Regions from separate parts of the Homo sapiens genome. Here regions 1, 2 and 4 are each linked to region 3. A link is a contact called in ENCODE Hi-C or POLR2A ChIA-PET data. All regions are on one chromosome and are shown on one strand. The core of a region is the stretch at or near the end of the contact, and the rest is flanking DNA. Distances in the headings are between cores, read along the strand shown. Region 1 holds the start of CRYZL1 (crystallin zeta like 1). Region 2 overlaps LINC00649 (long intergenic non-protein coding RNA 649). Region 3 holds the start of SETD4 (SET domain containing 4). Region 4 holds the start of DNAJC28 (DnaJ heat shock protein family (Hsp40) member C28).

The links. A loop is a pair of places that touch in the nucleus more often than their neighbours do. ChIA-PET counts read pairs that join two places held with the same protein, here RNA polymerase II (POLR2A). Pooled maps may share reads with other maps.
Region 1: a map of CD4-positive, alpha-beta T cell shows a loop between it and region 3 (5-fold over the local background). The contact joins the promoter of CRYZL1 here to the promoter of SETD4 in region 3. A Hi-C loop is called at or near these places in 4 of 168 maps with a recorded cell type or tissue (CD4-positive, alpha-beta T cell, CD4-positive, alpha-beta memory T cell, CD8-positive, alpha-beta T cell and 1 more), 3 of 37 single-sample maps with no recorded cell type and 12 of 50 pooled maps.
Region 2: a map of CD4-positive, alpha-beta memory T cell shows a loop between it and region 3 (6-fold over the local background). The contact joins the enhancer-like site here to the promoter of SETD4 in region 3. A Hi-C loop is called at or near these places in 1 of 168 maps with a recorded cell type or tissue (CD4-positive, alpha-beta memory T cell) and 7 of 50 pooled maps. POLR2A ChIA-PET finds 5 or more read pairs at or near these places in 3 of 52 experiments (OCI-LY7, PC-9 and naive thymus-derived CD8-positive, alpha-beta T cell).
Region 4: a map of naive thymus-derived CD4-positive, alpha-beta T cell shows a loop between it and region 3 (14-fold over the local background). The contact joins the promoter of DNAJC28 here to the promoter of SETD4 in region 3. A Hi-C loop is called at or near these places in 1 of 168 maps with a recorded cell type or tissue (naive thymus-derived CD4-positive, alpha-beta T cell) and 7 of 50 pooled maps. POLR2A ChIA-PET finds 5 or more read pairs at or near these places in 2 of 52 experiments (HEK293 and HEK293T).

What each region holds. Positions count from the first base shown.
Region 1 is chr21:33,640,421-33,643,120 of GRCh38, reverse strand. CRYZL1 (crystallin zeta like 1) reads left to right here and starts at 1,380. Exons shown (of 13, transcript NM_145858.3): 1 at 1,380-1,440. ITSN1 (intersectin 1) reads right to left here and starts at 620. Exons shown (of 40, transcript NM_003024.3): 1 at 408-620. RefSeq lists silencers at 312-411, 422-761 and an enhancer at 1,232-1,641.
Region 2 is chr21:33,946,478-33,949,177 of GRCh38, reverse strand. All of the region lies in intron 2 of LINC00649 (long intergenic non-protein coding RNA 649), which reads right to left. Among named protein-coding and RNA genes, the nearest start is that of LINC00649, 17 kb to the right of the region's middle. RefSeq lists enhancers at 388-447, 978-1,457, 632-1,831 and a silencer at 1,299-1,593. Within about 2 kb of position 1,322, at least 39 of the 41 ENCODE cell types and tissues checked have a DNase peak (open chromatin) inside an H3K27ac peak, as active enhancers do; they include OCI-LY7 and PC-9, where a contact is called at or near this core.
Region 3 is chr21:36,059,058-36,061,865 of GRCh38, reverse strand. It overlaps SETD4 (SET domain containing 4), which reads left to right and starts at 1,340. Exons shown (of 12, transcript NM_017438.5): 1 at 1,340-1,519. SETD4-AS1 (SETD4 antisense RNA 1) reads right to left here and starts at 1,262. Exons shown (of 3, transcript NR_186380.1): 1 at 1,245-1,262. RefSeq lists enhancers at 1,338-1,387, 1,418-1,567.
Region 4 is chr21:33,490,402-33,493,147 of GRCh38, reverse strand. DNAJC28 (DnaJ heat shock protein family (Hsp40) member C28) reads left to right here and starts at 1,432. Exons shown (of 2, transcript NM_001040192.3): 1 at 1,432-1,546.

The sequences.
Region 1 (2,700 bases), core at 131-2,630, 2.4 Mb after region 3:
GGGCCGCCCCTCGCCGGCGGCCGAGGGCAGCGAGGTCAGCCCGGGAAGGAGCGGCCGCCCGGGGTCCCCGCGAGAGGAGGGAGCCCGCTCGGCGGCGGGGCCGCGGCGCCCATTCATCCCCACGCCCGTCCCGCGGCCGCCACCCCACGGCCCACCGCGGCCCCCGGCCTCCCAGTGCGGGTCCGCCCGCCACTCCGCCGCCACCCCCGAGGACGGGAAGGACAAGGCAGAGGGGCAGCCGCTGCCGTCTCTCGGGCGCGCGGCGAGGGGCTAAGGGCGGCCGGGGAGACAAGCGCCGGGCGCGGGACGGATGCCCCGGGCAGCCATCGCGCAGACCCCCGCGCCGACCCCCGCCCCCGCTGCAGCCGCCCGTGGTCCAGGCCGCCGCCTTGCAGCCCTCTCCTCACCTCATCTCCGGGCGGGTCCGCGCTGCCGCCCCAGGGACAAATCAGTGCCGCTCACGCGCCGCTGGGAGGGACGCAGGAGCCGCAGCCCCGCACACCATCCCCGCCCGCCTCTCTGTCCGTCCCGGAGCCCGCTCGGGATTCTTCCTCGCGAGCCGCCGTACTACGGAGCAACCAAGCTACGCTCCCTCCCCTGGCGCCTCCACTCTTCTCTACCTCCTTCGCTCCCTCCCTCGCTCCCTCGCTCCCGCCTATCTCCTCATCTCCCTCCGCTGCCTCCCCCGCCCCCCATCCACCATCCATCTCCGCCCATAAGTGGGTGGGGAAACCGCCAGCCAATTGGAAGAAGGGGCCCGCACCTTCTCACCACCCCCTACCACTGGCCCCGCCCACCGTGCGAACCCAAAGAGGGTGAGCCAAAGAAATGTAAGACAACAGAGTGACAAGCCGAATGAGCCAATCAGCAGGGGCTGTGTGGGGGCAGGATTAGCACTCTCCCCCTCCTCCCCATGTAGGCGTAACAGGAGATTTATGGTCTGAGGTTGCCTATCGTGGTTTATGGAGATTTTGTTGCACGATTTCGGTGCATCTGCTCGTTGCCGTGAGAGACACTAGATAGGATGCACTTAATTGACTTAATTATTGGAGGTTTTCAAGGAGAGAATAATGTGGAAAGGAAAAAGGCGAAGCACAACCCAAAGGGGTTGGCCGGGCCTATGGTTGGAATGAGGAAGGGTGTGGTCTTCGGCTAAAATTTGCATAAAACGGAACCCATCCGGGCGATTCCAACTTCGCCCATTTATTGGTAGTCCTTGGGGCGGGGCCTCGCCTCTTTCTCCGCCCCCGAGCGGAACATGACGGGAGATGTAGTTCCGAGACCGGTTGCCATGGCGTTCTGGACAGCCTCGCGAGTCCGACCCCGCCCTTCAGGAGTGACGAGCGGCCTGACCAATGGGAGCAGGGGGCGGGCTCTCTGACGAAGGACTGGAAGGTGGCGGTGGTGAAGGTGCAGGCCGTTGGGGCGGCTCAGAGGCAGGTGAGCCCCGGGAAACGCGTCCTGTGTCTTGGGAAACGGGCCTTTAAGCGAAAGGTGGAGAGATGCCCCACAGAACCGTGCAGCCCTGGGGAGGATGGTGGTTCGCGTCGAACCCTAACCTGGGACTTGTTCGGGCCCAGGCCTAGCTTAGCTGAGGCCGCTGAGGGGTGGGTAAGACTAGATTTGAGGGACAGTTTCCTGGACCTTGACGGGTTTTGATTGTAGGTCTTATCTCAGTTTGCATCTCCCTCTACTTTTATGGAGGCAGAGGTCTGGGAGTGCCCTTCCACTTAATCTCCCAGGTTGGGTTTTTCTCCTCTGCTTCTTGTTCCTAGAATTTGAGTGTCTTTTTCTTTCTCTGTTACTTCTTCTCAGCCACTTCTTTCTTCCTCATCACTTTGCTGTTTTCGGAAAGCAGTTAGTAGTTATTCGCTGTATGTGGCTTTTGAGCCAGATCGGCCCTCTTCATTATGCTAAACGGCGGAATCATCTGGAGCGAGATGTAAGCATCGCCTTGGGATAGGTCTGGGTCGGGGCCGAACATCTGCGTTTCTAAGAAGCTCCCAGGTGCTGCTGTCCACGTTATGAGTAGAAAGGTTTTACCTGAACTCTGTCCAGTACAAATATAATGCGAGTCCCTTATGTCATTTTAATTTTGGGGTAGCTACATTTAAAAAGTGAAAAGAAACACGTGAAATTAATTTTAATTATATGTTTCATTTAGCCTAGTATATCTGAGACATTATCATTTCAACGCTTAAACAAATATTTAAAAATTGAGATTTTACGTTCTTTTCTTCGTATTAAATCTTCAAAATTAAATTAAAAAATTAATTCTTCAAAATTAAATCTTCAAAATCTGATGTGTATTTTCCACTTAACAGCGCATCTCAATTCCGACTAGACACAGTTGGAGTGCTCAATAGCCACCTGTGCTAGTGGCTGCTACAGTAGCCTACTGCAGAAATTAAAAGGTGGGAAAAATAAGGTTGCATTGACCAAACCCTTTGCAACTCTATGAGATGGGATTCAGAACTACTTTAGAGATTCTCTGTAATTGAGATGTGCCCAATTTACAGAAATAATAGTCAAAATAGCCAACATTTCTGAAAGTATGATGTTGCGCTGAGTGCTTTGCAGGTATTATTTAATCCTTATGGCAACCCTCTGAGATAACTGCTATTATTATCTAAGATATGGGATCTCAGGCCCAGAAAGGTTAAAATTAAGTAGCCCAAAGTCATACCGCTAATAAGTAGG
Region 2 (2,700 bases), core at 73-2,572, 2.1 Mb after region 3:
TCCTACTGGGACTCGCTCCATCCTGGTAATACCTGCCATCGAATAAACACCATGGCCAGCCATAGAGACGCATGATCACACTCGGTCATCCCAACAACCCAGCCAGACTGTTCTTGTGAACACCCTTTCCAGAAATGGGGACAGTCTCGTGCCAAGATGCCAAAATGGGTGGGGGGAAGAGAAAGGGTTTGGGTCCAGGTCTGTCTAATTCGAAGGCTGCTTCTGGCACTTCCCCAGCTCACGAAGCCTGCTGCCTCTTGACAGGAAGTAAAAGGCACAGACAGATGGTGCTCTGGTGGAGCCCTGCCCAGAAAATGGCCACTTCCGGAGCAAAACTGCCACAGCAACAGGCCTTGTCAACAGCAGCCTCCAACCGTTAACCACAGGGCCATCTCACCTCTAGAAATCAGCTCCCTTTTATCCACACATCCCTACACACAAACAATAACTCCATCACCCAGGAGACCACAGAACAAAGGCAACGAGAGAGAGGGACAGAATGGGGCATAAATAAGATGCTGGATGGGCAGACAGGAAAAAAACACTTCAAGGCAGAGCACACCAGGATGTATTAGAAAGGAGTATTTGACACGCAGGCTTTTAGATGAAGCCTACCCTCCTTACGTGGGGAGTATACACAAATGAGTCTGTATTTTCAACTACGTCACATGCACCGCCTTGCAACCCAAAACAATATTTGTGCTTCAGGGGCTGCACTGCGCTGTTTTATACACAGAATCACCTGGCACAGCTCCTGTCCCTGAGATGCAAATTAATGTTCTCATGTAGTGGGGGGAAGGGGTCGAGAGGAGGCGAGGGGGAGGGGAGCAAATGTGCTCTGCAGGCCACACTCAGGCATTGACATCGCTGGGCATGATAGGCGCCGCCAGTGCTGTTGCTTAGCAACTCAATACCCTTCGAGAAAATCCAGCAGCCTCGCTGGCTTGCAGAAGCAGGCAGGGCTGGTTCAGCATGGCATTGGGCATGGAAAGATACTAACAGGTTTTTTTTTTCCAGTTATTAATAATCATTCTTCCTGATTTCCCATACAGATCGACATACCTGAGGGGACCCAGAGTCATCCACTACACTGGGGCTGGAAAAAGCCCAGGGTTTTTAAATTGCCTCCCAATCGGCTTCGGAGAGTAGTGGAATTTTACTGGCTGGTCCCATGACACTCCTTCCAGCCCCGGCCCTCACCACAACACAAAGGCAGAGCTCCACAGTGTGACTCACCAGCATACCTTCAGATCGTTGTTTGTCAGCCCATGTCATGAGTCATGGTTTCTTCAGCTTTCTTTTTTCTCAAAACTGAAACACTTGACATTTTACAATAGGGTTGGGGGGAGGCTTTTCATTTTTTTTTTTTAAGCCACTCTGTGGCTTTGTGTGCAAGTGTGGGGGCACGTGGGCAGAGGTGAGTAATGGATGCAAGAACAGGTAAACATGAGCAAGGTTCTCCACGCCATCAGCCACCTGGCAAGCCATCAGAGCTCAAGGAAGTTGTCATTTGTGTCGTGGAGGAATGGGAATACCCCTGGGCTATGTATCTTGGAAGAGACAAGGTGCTGGACAGCTTTCCACCCTCCATCTGTTGCATCCCAGCAGTGTAATGCTCCCTCTATTCCCACACACAAAGAGGTCGGCTTCATTTTGTGCCACGTGATAACAGCACCATGTAAGGCTTTAAGAAAAATCCTGCAGGAGTTACAAGAGACAAAGTACACTGCGACGTAAGATAAGAAAAAAAGAAGTGGAATTGCCACAGGGAAACTGTGCTGGGCCGAACAGTTGGTTGGTGGGTCCCTGGCTTTGGGTTCTGATTCTGACATAAATCGGGTGGGTGATGAGCTTCTTATTTGCATGGCTCATGCAAATATGCCATGATGTTATAAAGCACAACTTTCCTCCTCTCCATGAAGCCCTCAATCTCCAAATTTATTCACTTAGACAGCACAGTCTTTCCCCCAGAGTGTGAACCCCTCAAAGTCGGCACCATTTTATAAATCTCTTTATGGTATCAACCCAGCACATATCCAATACATACTAGATGCTCACTCATGCTGCCTGTGTGTATGGAGACATGGAGAAACAAAAATTAACTAAATCCAATTCACGTTTTGGAATCCTTATTTATTCCCATGCATTACAGGATAGATTCAATATGCCCTGTCAAGTCCCAGGAAAGTAATGAAGACCTAGGAAAGGATACAACAGAAAACGTTCTGAATGTTACACAATTTGAAATGCCATGATGTCATAAAGCATTCTTAGAAAAGGTAATAGTTGGCCGGAGGTGGTGGCTCACTCCTATAATCCCAGCACTTTGGGAGGCCGAGGCGGGCAAATCACCTGAGGTCAGGAATTCGAGACCAGCCTGACCAACAGGGTGAAACTCCGTCTCTACTACAGATACAAAAATTCGCCAGGCATCACCTGTAATCCCAGCTACTCGGGAGGCTGAGGCAGGAGAATTGTTTGAACCCAGCAGGGGGAGGTTGCAGTGAGCTGAGATGGCGCCACTGCACTCCAGCCTGGGTGACAGAGTGAAACTCTGTCTCAAAAAAGAAGAAAGAAAGAGAGAGAGAGAGAGAGAGAGAGAAAGGAAGGAAGGAAGGAAGGAAGGAAAGAAAGAAAGAAAGAAAGAAAAAGAAAGAAAGAAAGAAAGAAAGGAAAGAAAGAAAGAAAGAAAGAGAAAGA
Region 3 (2,808 bases), core at 91-2,590:
GTCTCTCATCCCACCCGATGAGAAACACCCACAGGTGTGGAGCGGCAGGCCACCCCTTCACTATTTACATAGTATTTACATTGTATTAGATGTTATAAGTAATCTAGAGATGATTTAAAGTATATGGGAGGATGTGCATAGGTTATATGCAAATATTACACCATTGTGAAAGTTGCAGAATCAAAATGGAGTCACTTGTGTCAAAACCCTGATAAATGCAGCTGGGGAAGGCCTTGAAGGAAGGGTTCTCATGCACTACGCCTCATAACAAGAATTGTCACAAAAGACCCTAACCTTGCAGAAAGGCCCAATCTTAAACACAGAAAATCCTTCTGCAAGGACATCTGTCCAGCAACTTTGGACTGATGCTACCTTTGTTATTCATTCTTTTAGCCAAAGATAATTGATTTAAAGCAATTCATATAATCTTCATTTTCCTTTTAAAAACATCTCCTTGCCTCAACCTCCCCCAAAACGCACACAGTTTACTATGGCATGCATATTCCCATTGCAATGCTACTCCCAGATAAATCTCATTTTCTTTTAGGGAGCCTCTTTTGTTACTTAGGTTTACACCATTGTATACAAGGGACTTGAGCATTCTAATTCTGGTATCCGCAGGGTCCTGGAACCATTCCCCCACGGACACTAAGGGACAACTGTACTTGTTTTTCATGACAGAAAACATGTTTAGGAGTACTAATTTTTTTTCCCCCATAGAAGATTTCCATAGAAGGGTTTTGGAGAGAGACACCACAGGAACATGCTATCAGCATGATTTCTTCCTGATGTTATCCTTGACCACCCGGTAAGGTACTGTTTGCCAGGTTTCTCCACTGTAGTCCCCAACACCATTCCAGGCTGTACTCTTTGGAATCAAGTTACTAGGCATAGCCCATAATCAAAGTGGGGGTGGGTGGGGCAGAAATCGAGCTCCCGCTATTGGAAGAAGGGGTATTTAGATATATTATTTAGAATTTTCCTGTGAGGCGGGTCCTGGGGCCAGAATGAAACGGTGGAATGGGGGCGGGGATTGGCGAGCAAAGTGACTCGACCCGGCAAACCCAGCCTGGCAGGAAAGCCCGAGGTCTGGGCGAACAGGGCCGCGCGCCCTAGGTGGTTTAACTTCGTAAGGAAAGACTCCGCAGGCCGGCTTTTCAGTGCGCAGCTTGCTCGCCTGCGGGTTACTGGGTTTTCTGACCCCTGACTCGACGTAGGGGTTATGGGGCTGTGGGTGTGCCGACCTCGTCCCCGACTGTACTGGGCGTTGGCGGCGAGTCCGCGAACACTGCGCATGCGCGAGCCGGAAGCTGCCGCCCGCGGCGGAAGGGGCGGACCCGGGAGACTGAGGACTTGGATTGCTTAAGGACACCAGGCAGGCGCGACAGCCTTCAGCCTCTCCCTCTGCAGTTTTGGCCGGTTCCTTTAACTTGCCTTCATCTGGGGCTGTTTGGTATTTCCACGTGCCTTGGGCCCGCCCACTGCAGCCTCCATCTTGGAAGCGGCCGCCGGCGCCTAGGTGAGCTAGTAGGACTTCCGGGTCGGGCCTCCAGTTGCCCGGGTAACGGGAGCAGAGTCGGCGGGGTGCGTTCCTTAGTCTTTCATTCATCAGCGTAAAAAGAACTGAGTTTAGGTCGCAGGTCCCCTCCAGGGCAGGCATTATCGTGTGCGCTGCAGTAACCTCTCATCTTGTGGAGTCCTACACTTAGCGCATGTTGCTCCGGCGCGCTGCGTAAAGCTGAGGAGCCTGAGGCCCGAGGTCCGATGCTCGCCTGGCTGGCCTATGGCTGCGGGAGCGGTGTGTGTCGGACCGTAGGACGGCCTCACGGCTAGAGTTTGAGGACTATGGGGGCGGGGACGGTGCCTGTGTCTGTGGCGGTCACCGGGCTTCACGTGGTCCTCAGCAGGGTGATGGTGGACAGCTCGCGCGAGGGCCCGGGAGTCTTGGGGACACTTCCCGGCGCGGTCTGTGGACTGAGCGCTGGGACCCGCACCGAACCAGCCGCCGTTCGCCTCTGGAGCTGGACATGCCGACTTTCGTTAGGTCAAATAATGAACCTTATACTGCGGAAGTGCGGTATTAATATTGCCTGGAGTTCTTGTCTCTTGCTCATTTCTGCCCTCGTATGTTTTAGAAGTAGATTTATTTTTTATTTTTATTTTTTTAATTTATTTTTTGTGACAGAGTCTCGCTCTGTCGCCCAGGTTGGAGTGCAGTGGCGTGATCTCGTCTAGCTGCAGCTTCCGCCTCCTGAGATCAAGCGATTCTCCTGCCTCAGCCTCCCCAGTAGCTGGTATTACAGGTGCCTGCCACCACGCCCGGCTGATTTTTGTATTTTTAGTAGAGACGGGGTTTCACCATGTTGGCCAGGCTGGTCTTGAACTCCTGACCTCAGCCCGCCTCGGGCTCCCAAAGTGCTGGTTTTACAGGCGTGAGCCACTGTACCCAGCCATTATTTTATTTTTATTTATGTATTTATTTTTTTATTTTTTTGAGACGGAGCCTCGCTCTGTCGCCCAGGCTGGAGTGCAGTAGCGCGATCTCGGCTCACTGCAACCTCCGCCTCCCAGGTTCAAGCGATTCTCCTGCCTCAGCCTCCCAAGTAGCTGGGATTACAGGCGTGTGCCACCACGCCTAGCTATTTTTTGTATTTTTAGTAGATTAAGCTGTAGTCACTAGGTCTGCAAGATAAAACTGTTTTAGAGGGACTGATATAATGGGAATTCTGTTACTGTAGGGATCATGATTTAGCTCACAGTATAAACGTTTCATGTACAAAAGCACTTGAGAGAAACAGTTTACCAAAA
Region 4 (2,746 bases), core at 183-2,682, 2.6 Mb after region 3:
TACAGGCGCCCGCCACCACACCTGGCTAATTTTTTGTATTTTTAGTAGAGACGGGGTTTCACCGTGTTAGCCAGGATGGTCTCGATCTCCTGACCTCGTGATCCGCCCGCCTCGGCCTCCCAAAGTGCTGGGATTACAGGCGTGAGCACCGCGCCCGGCCAGAAATCCTATTTTCTTTCACATGAGTTATTTTGTTGATTGTTTGCTTATAACTAAAGCCCTCAGAATCAGAGTTTATACTGTATCTTTTTCTGTGTTCCTACATAGATGGCAATAAATGATTCTAATGTTTATGATGTAGAAGCTGAGGAGGCTAATACCTATTTCTGGCTCCTTTTAGGAGACACAGTCATAACAAAAAATATTGCTTAATGTGCGAGGCACAGTGCCAAGTGGTTTACATACATTGTGTAATTCTCCCCCTAAAAAAGTCAATGAAGTTGATACAATTATTATTTCATTATATGTAAAATAGGGAAAATAACAGCATTTATCTCAGAGGGCTGTTGTAAAGATTAAATGAATGCCTGTAATCCCAGCACTTTGAAAGGCCGAGGCAGGCAGATCACCTTAGCTCAGGGGTTCGAGACCAGCCTGGCCAACATGGTGAAACCTGGTCTCCACTAAAAATACAAAAAAATTAGCTGGGCATGGTGGTGCGCGCCTGTAATTCCAGCTACTCGGGAGGCTGAGGCAGGAGAATAGCTTAAACCCGGGAGGTGGAGGTTGCAGCGAGCCGAGATCGCGCCACCACACTCCAGCCTGGGCGACAGAGCGAGACTCTGTCTCAAAAAAAAAAAAAAAAAAGTAAATGAGAATATACATAAAGCACTTAGCACAATGGCATACTATTTACTATAGTTTACTATTTATTGCAACTCTCATTTTGCAGGTATCTTGCCTAAGGTGCAAGCAGAAGAAACAGGATTTTCAACCCAGATCTGAAAACTCCCAAGCCTCTGCCTTTTTCTTTTTATCCTTTTTCTTTTTCCTTGTTAAAAAACTTGCTTCCTGTACAGAGAGGGGAAATGCTCAGTCCCCACGTCAGTGGTTGAACTCCAAGCCAGAAGATCCCTATTTTGATTTTGTCCTCTGGCCTGTCGCCAGCCCCTCAACAGTACTTGAATTAATAAAAGGGCAGGTTTTAAGCCTCATGTATCTGCGCAGGTGACTCCTTCTGTGACCCCGAATAAACCTGTTCCGGTCCCGTTCCGGGGAAACAGCCTTGCCTTCCCCTGCCCCCAGAAAGTTACCCTCGCCCTCCGAGCCACAACTCCCCACGCCGCCAACTCGGTCTTTACATCATTTTCGACGCCCCCTAAGTCCCTCCCGAGAGGCGCAGGCGCACATCGCCCCTTCTAGCGAACTACATCTCCCACAATCCCAATCGGCCGGACCACCTCCGCTCGGGGCGGGGACGGAGGTGGAGCTGGTGGTCCCCGGTCGGGACGAAGGCTCCCGAGGTGCCCTGCCTGGGTCCTCCGGGGTAAAGTTCGTTTGGCGGAAGATTGTCCGTTTTCCTGGTAAGGTCACCTGTCCCAATCAGGTACGATTCTGCCTTCCGTACCCCCGAGCCCCTCAGTGTAAAGTGGCAAATGGTCTAGCCCGGCGGAGGCACCAGCTGGAGGCGGTGGGAGGGACACCCGCAGTGAAGGGCGGACCGCGCACGCATGCGCAGAGGCGCGGCAGGGGGGCGGGAGCCGCGGAACCCCTACCCCAGGTCTGCGCAGGTGAGGAGGGGGCGGGGCAGGACCGACCTCCCTTGCCATGATAACCACCTTCGCAGCCGGCTCCCAGACCGTTGGCACCGATTGCCTAGAAAATAGGGGGTCTCAGGAGCTCCGTTTTAGCGTTTATATATCCCAATTCCAATTAAGCCACTTCCAGTATTTTTTGGCCATTGTCAGTGTACAAGTCTTCCTCCTCTTCGAGACCATGTTATTGCAATAGCAGCAAACGTGTTGGGAGGCCTCACAATTCATCATGGTTTTTCTGGCCTCTGGCAGATAGCTCCTTCCTAGCGAGCTGTGGAGCTTAAAGTCTTTTGGACACTTGATTCTATTCAATCCAGTATCAGACCAGGTACGTACCTTGTCCATAAGTCGTCTTATGAGAAGACTTCTTGAGATGATGCAGACTCTCGTGCAGTTTATAATCGGCTGGAGGTATAGACAGTTAAGCAAGCCTCCTTTTTTACTGTGCCCACCCCTAACCATTTTGCTTACACCTTGTTATGGGACTTGGTTAAATTGCTTAACCTTCCGGACCTACGTTTTCTCATTAAATGAGAAGATTGGATTAGATGATCTCTAAGAACTTTCCACTTGTAAAATATACGGTTAGTTAGTGAGGGGTAGAATCCAGATTCTATCTATCTATATTTTTTTGAGACAGAGTCTCACTCTGTTGCCCAGGCTGGAGTGCAGTGGCACGATCTCGGTTCACTGCAACCTCCACCTCCCGGGTTCAAGCGATTCTCTTGCCTCAGCCTCCCGAGTAGCTGGGACTGCAACCTCCAGTTAATTTTTGTATTTTTAGTAGAGACAGGGTTTTGCCATGTTAGCCAGGCTGATCTCGAACTCCTGACCTCAGGTGATCCACCCACCTCGGCCTCCTAAAGTACTGGGATTACAGGCGTGTGCCACCGTGCCTGGCCCCACAATATGTTAACACTAAACTTCATCAGCTTCCACTTTTCTGCCCACATCAGTGAAATATAGCTATAAGAATGCAGCTGGTGGGGCTG